Linked DNA regions of Mus musculus: region 2 is linked to region 1. The links are chromatin loops, found by intact Hi-C in ENCODE. Cell type or tissue: heart. All regions are shown on one strand. Each heading gives the region's core, and the rest is flanking DNA. Links, peaks and the distances in the headings are about the cores only. Region 1 holds the start of Lgr4 (leucine-rich repeat-containing G protein-coupled receptor 4). Region 2 has its middle 7.7 kb from the start of Gm30258.

Region 1 (2,914 bases), core at 415-2,914:
AGAGAGAGAGAGAGAGAGAGAGAAACATGGAAATGAGTCTGGACATGGTGATTCATACTATTATTCCAGCATTCATGAAGCTGAGGCAGGAGGATGGTGAGTTGAGTTCAGTCTAGATTACATAGCAAAACTCTGTCAACATAAATATTTGTCAGAAATAAAAGCATCCATGAAGTGTATAGTTACCTTAATATAACAAAAAGTATACCTTAGAAGGAGTTGTGTTTTTTAAGAAAGAAGATTTTAGCTGGGCATGGTGGCACACGCCTTTAATCCTAGCACTTGAGAGGCAGAGGCAGGCAAATTTCTGAGTTCGAGGCCAGCATGGTCTAGAAAGTGAGTGCCAGGACAGCCAGGGCTATACAGAGAAACCCTGTCTCAAAAAACCAAAAAAAAAAAAAAAAAAAAAAAAAAAAAGACTTTAAGTATCAATTAGAATTAGACTTTTTCCTCACTTTATTTACTCATGAAATTGGCTGAAAAGTAATAGAAATGGAAAAACAAAAACAAAAAACAAGTTGCGGAGGCTTCTGAAATACTAACTAGACCAGGAGTGAGATGATCTTGGGCAGAGGGCAGAAGAACATGGTATCCAAGAGATTCTGAGGCCTTGTCTATAAAGTCTGAGCGCCACTGGTCTTTCTTTTTAAAGTTCTCTTTCAACCTTATAGTGAGGAAATTCATCTTTCTTAAAACTTGTCTGTATTTATTTATCCATTAGCATAACTTTAGAGTATATGGATTCAACCTGACTTTATTATTATTTAGCATATTCTTTAATGTAGAGATGGTAGATTTTTTTTTTTTTATTTAGGAAATCGGCTAGCTTTTCGTTAATTTATTTACATTTTCTTTTTTTTTTATTTGCATGAGGTGGCTAGTTAACTTTATACAGTATAGATATTTTAATGCTCTTCTTGCTCTAATGTAATGGGTTCATTAAAAATGTGTACAATCTAGAGTAAAAACAACCAAAGGCCTAGGAGAAAGCAAGAAAAGAGGCACTGAGAATGCTGATTTTTTTTTTTCTATAAACATTATGTGGGAAAAAGGAAGGGATGCTGATAGTTAACACACAAGTTGTTTCTGGTGTCTCAGGGGCAGTCAGCTGGCACTCAAATGTTCTCTTCCAGTGCTGGTTAACCGGCACCTCCTTGGCTGGACTCCTCAACATCCTTGTGTTTAGGGAGAAAGAAGTCTGATTGGTGTCATGGATGATTAACCGCTAATTTAGCTCCCAAGTGTGAATGAAAAAGGGTACTAAGATCTCAGAGGTGATGTGAGATACAGGAGGGGTCACGCTGTTTTAATTTAGTGCACGGTTGAACTCAAAAATTTGGATCAGATAGAAAGAAATGTTTCTCCCTCCTTTTCGACCCCCACCCCCACCCCCATTTCTTTCCTCTGTTTGCAAAGCTCTCAGTGCCCTTGCCCTTAAGAACAGCGAAGAGTCATTTGACACGTCTGAAAGCTGGAGGCGAGTTTTACTTTTCAGGTCATCCAATTTAGGAGATCCAATTTCTGCGGAGGGGAGAAAAAAACTGGGTGGGGGAGGGAAACAGCAGACTCCTGGTCTTCCGATCTGTCTACCTTCAATACACAACCTGACATGCAGATCCAGCCAAGTCAGGGCTTTTACTTGAACCTCCACTACCAGCCCCAGCAGCAGCAGCACAACCTTGTCACTCATTCCAGAGAAACACGCCCCATTCCTCTTGACCAATAATGGCTCCACTGCCTGCATAGTAATGAGCTCGAGACCTCCCCTGACCAATAGCGCTCCCGGAGCGGGGTTAGTTTTGCATGTACCTAAATGATTTGCATAACCCGGCGGCCAGGGGCTCCCGAGGCGAGCGTGCAACCCTAGAAGGGAAAAGGACGCGCGGAGCGGGAGCCGCCTCGGGGAGAGCGCGGACAACCAGGGTGTTTGTGAGAGCTGGGGCGGGGGTTGGGACGCCTGGCCGGCATGGCTGGAGGCTGCGCTCCGCAACCTTGAGGAGCTGTGCGGCTGGAGGAGGCCCGGGACAGGAGGCGGCGGCGATGGCAGCGCGCGGCCCGGGCAGCCGCTCTGGGCCGGGTCGGCTGGCCTGAGCCGCGGGGCTGCCGGTGCGCGTCCATGGAGCAGCGGGAAGGGAGAAACTGCGGAGCGCCGCGTCCTAACGCTCCGGCGGCAGACTGCTGAAGGAAGCGAGCGCACGCGGACCGCCGAGGGACGGCGCCCGGGCCCCGAGCCCCGCAGGCCGGCTGCCCCTGGTGCGGCGCGGTGCGGCGGAGGGCAGCGGAGGCGAGTCGAGCGAGAGGAGCCGCGGGAGAGGCGGGCGCGGGCGGCGGCCGCAGCAATGCCGGGCCCGCTGCGGCTGCTCTGCTTCTTCGCCCTGGGGCTGCTCGGCTCGGCCGGGCCCAGCGGCGCGGCGCCACCTCTCTGCGCTGCGCCCTGCAGCTGCGACGGCGACCGTCGGGTGGACTGCTCCGGGAAGGGGTTGACGGCGGTACCGGAGGGGCTCAGCGCCTTCACCCAAGCACTGTGAGTGCGGGCGACCGGGCTGCGGGTTGAGGGACCCGCGGGCGCTGCGGGGCGGAGCCAGGGCTCGACCCCAGCCCCCAACCCCAGCGCCCTGGGGGTGCACGAATCACCTGTGTGTGTGTGTGTGTGTGTGTGTGTGTTGGAGGGTCAGGGGGATTGGCCCCCTTTCCCGTATGCTGGCCTCTCCAGACTTAGCCACTTTGAATCTGAACCTCTAGGAGCTTTTTCTTTTTGCAGCTTTTTTTTGGGGGGGGGGGTGCAATTACTACCTCCTACCCCCCACCCCCCACCTCAAATCGCAAGTGCATTTAGGGCCAGGAGGGAGGATGCTGGAAACGCTTGCCCTTGGCAGCCTTTCACGTGACCTCTTCCCCCATGCGGCCCCCTGTT
Region 2 (2,914 bases), core at 321-2,820, 150 kb after region 1:
GACGTCACCATTTCAGTTAGACTGAACCAGATATTTACATCACAATAAATATCAGCAGCAAAATTTCAGGTATGAAGTAGCACTGAACATAGTTTTATAGTTGGGGGGGGGTCACCAAAACATGAGGAATTATAGGGTCATGGCATTAGGAAAGTTGTGTGTGGAAGGTTCTAAGGGAATGCCATAGGTAAGGAAGGACCACTGGTTGACTAGAGGAAAGGATATAAAAGGCTCCCAGAGAAGTTGACCCAATAAAGACCATTTATACATTCAATCATTAAATATTTGTTGGATGTGCACTCCGGCCAGCTTGGGCTGTTAGGAACATGAATGAATGGGCTGTTTATGGAGAAGACTTGGGAAGAACACACAGCAAGTTGGAGGCTAGTTTAGGACACATGGTAAAAGTCCATCCCCCCCCCCACCCGACCCCCGACACACAATAAAACTAAACTTGAGTTAAGTCATGGGAGAGGGGCAGATATTTAGGTGAATTAGTGATCCGTGACTGTTCATTCTGGCTTTTCTACAGCCGTTGAAAATACCAGGTTGAAAAGCCCTAGGAATTTCGAAGCAGCACTGAGTTGCCATCACTGAATAAAGCCATTCTGTATTCATGATGTCACCATTTCAGTTAGACTGAACCAGCCAGTTAGACTGCGGTATGTTTTTATATTTGAGGGGGGAAATGCTTCCAAATTGCTACTTTTCTTGAATATCTCAGTCTGTTGCTAATCTTAGACACGCCTGTGGGAACACTAGGATTCCATGGGGACAGCATTCACTCACTTTCCCTTAAACCTTAGCAAATAGATACTAATTTCTTTAATCATTTTAAGTGGTCTGAGTATGAGCTGAAGAGACAACTAAATAAGTCTGGGAAACATCATAATTAAGGGGAAGAGTAAAGAACTTCAAATTTCATCTTCCTTAACTTCTCGGTATCACAAGATTGCATTCGGATGCTGAGGGGAATCTTAACTTGGAGTCCTTGGAATCCTGCAGGATCCAGAAATCCTTGAAACTGCATAGAATCCTTTGGAAGTAGACGTGCTTAATTCTTGTCCTGAAAGTCAAGAATCATGTCTGTAACTCTCTTGAAAGTGCTTCTATCAGTGGAACGGATAGCAGAGTCTATGTGAATATCCATGGGTGACTTTACATGCTTGTTGTGGAAAATGCAGGACCGCAATATGAGGGACTTCAGAAGATCTGGCTGCTTCTAGCCCTGGTTTCTTACCTCCAGCCAAGTAACTGTGCAGGGCCAGACTACCTCTCAGCCTCAGTTTACTGTATTGACTACAAGTTCATAAGCCTTGTACTAAATGAGCTGACATTTGTGGAAATGCTACAGATTCTATAGTATAGACACAAGCTGTTATTTAAAGCAGGGTAATTTAGAATGTGTTTACTATCCAGATCTGTTGTTGGCACATAGTCATGGTCACTAGAGGGAGCTTTAGGACTCAGGGGAGAGAGAAGCCAATGGCATCTACTCTTGAAAGCTTGAGGCCTCTATGAAGAATCACTTCTTCAAAAATAATACAGTTATGAGTACACATTCTTAACCAGGAAGCCATCTCTCCAGTCCCACACTGATGCTTTTTTTTAAGTAGGAAAACAAAACAAAACAAAACACCTTTGTTACTAACGGTCTTCCTTCCAACTTTTAAAGGTGAATTTGAATTTAGTTCATAGAAAATCAATTTAAATATTTTTACTACGTTTTAAAATTCAGTGTATGTGTCTATGCACCATGGAACCTGTGTGCACTGAGGACAATTTGTTGGAGTTGGTTCTCTTCTCACAGCATGTGAAGTCCAGGGTTCGAATTCAGGTGGCTAGACTTGGCAACAAGCTCCTTTACCCACTGAGCCATCTCATCAGCCCTGAGAATCAATTTTGAAATATGGGAGGCATAGAATAGAGCAATGGAACTTACCAGAAAGTCAAAAGCAGCAAAAAAACATTTTTTTGTTAGTAAAATTATTCCTTGTGACACGTGAAATTTTATACCCAGCAAGAAGAGAAAGTATGTTGTTAGCTTTGACTTTTCTGTTGGTGCCCCCATAGCCCTCAAAAGTGTCATGGTAGGGTTGATATGAGAGGAATCTTGGTAACTTAAAAGGGGATTACTGTTACATAACAGGGTATGTAACAAGACAGGGTATGTAACCAGGACAGTCTGATAGAAAAGGCATAATACAGTGAAAGACATTGGACTTGGTGTTAGGCAATCAGAATACTGGGGATATTCATCCCCTTTTCAGGTTCCATTTCTTTCTCTCTTTGATTCAGACAGACACACATCTACTCCGTATGTACATATGTATATATGCAAACAAACACACAAACACACACAAAAAAACACAAACACACACACACACACACACACACACACACACACATGGTCCACTGAGCTCTCTTTGTGCAGGGTGGAACACCAGTGACCAGATTCATGTACCACACCAAGAAGAACGATGCTTAGAAGGAGCTCAAAACTCTTACAATTTACGACGTTTTTACCCACATTTATTTGGAGAAGGTGGACTTGTGTATCAGTTTCACACTTTTATGGAAAAATACCTGACAAAAATAACTCAAGGAAGAAAGGGTTTGTTTATCTTGGCTCACAGTTCAGAGGTGCCAGTCATCATGGAGAGGAAGTTACGGCAGCAGGAAAGTGTGGCCACTGCTCACATTGTGTTTGCACTCAGGAAGCAGAGAGGGAGTGCTGGGACTTAGCTTGCTCCTCTCTTTTGATTTTCATTATTTATTAATTATTATTTTGTGAGAATGTGGGCATATGTGTGTACTATATGTAGGAGTTTGTGTTTTCCATGAATGTATTCATACAAGTGTGAGTGTGTATGTGAAGGCCATCAATTGACATGGCTGTCTCCCACAATCACTT

What was found. A loop is a pair of places that touch in the nucleus more often than their neighbours do. Peaks named below come from ENCODE experiments on the same cell type or tissue, not always from the same donor. Only the 100,000 strongest peaks of a DNase experiment are listed, where the experiment ranks them.
Region 2: it touches region 1 in a loop (2.3-fold over the local background); 7 of 42 quality-filtered maps call a loop at or near these places.

Annotation. Positions count from the first base shown.
Region 1 is chr2:109,915,782-109,918,695 of GRCm38, forward strand. Lgr4 (leucine-rich repeat-containing G protein-coupled receptor 4) reads left to right here and starts at 1,866. Exons shown (of 18, transcript NM_172671.2): 1 at 1,866-2,524. The coding sequence starts at 2,340. In heart, for the core only: a CTCF peak has its summit at 1,831; a DNase peak (open chromatin) is centred at 1,810; H3K4me3 peaks cover 1,792 bases; H3K27ac peaks cover 1,891 bases.
Region 2 is chr2:110,061,837-110,064,750 of GRCm38, forward strand. It overlaps a transcript of Ccdc34 not described here. Among named protein-coding and RNA genes, the nearest start is that of Gm30258, 7.7 kb to the right of the region's middle. In heart, for the core only: a CTCF peak has its summit at 1,440 (motif pointing right); no DNase peak of the experiment used is centred there.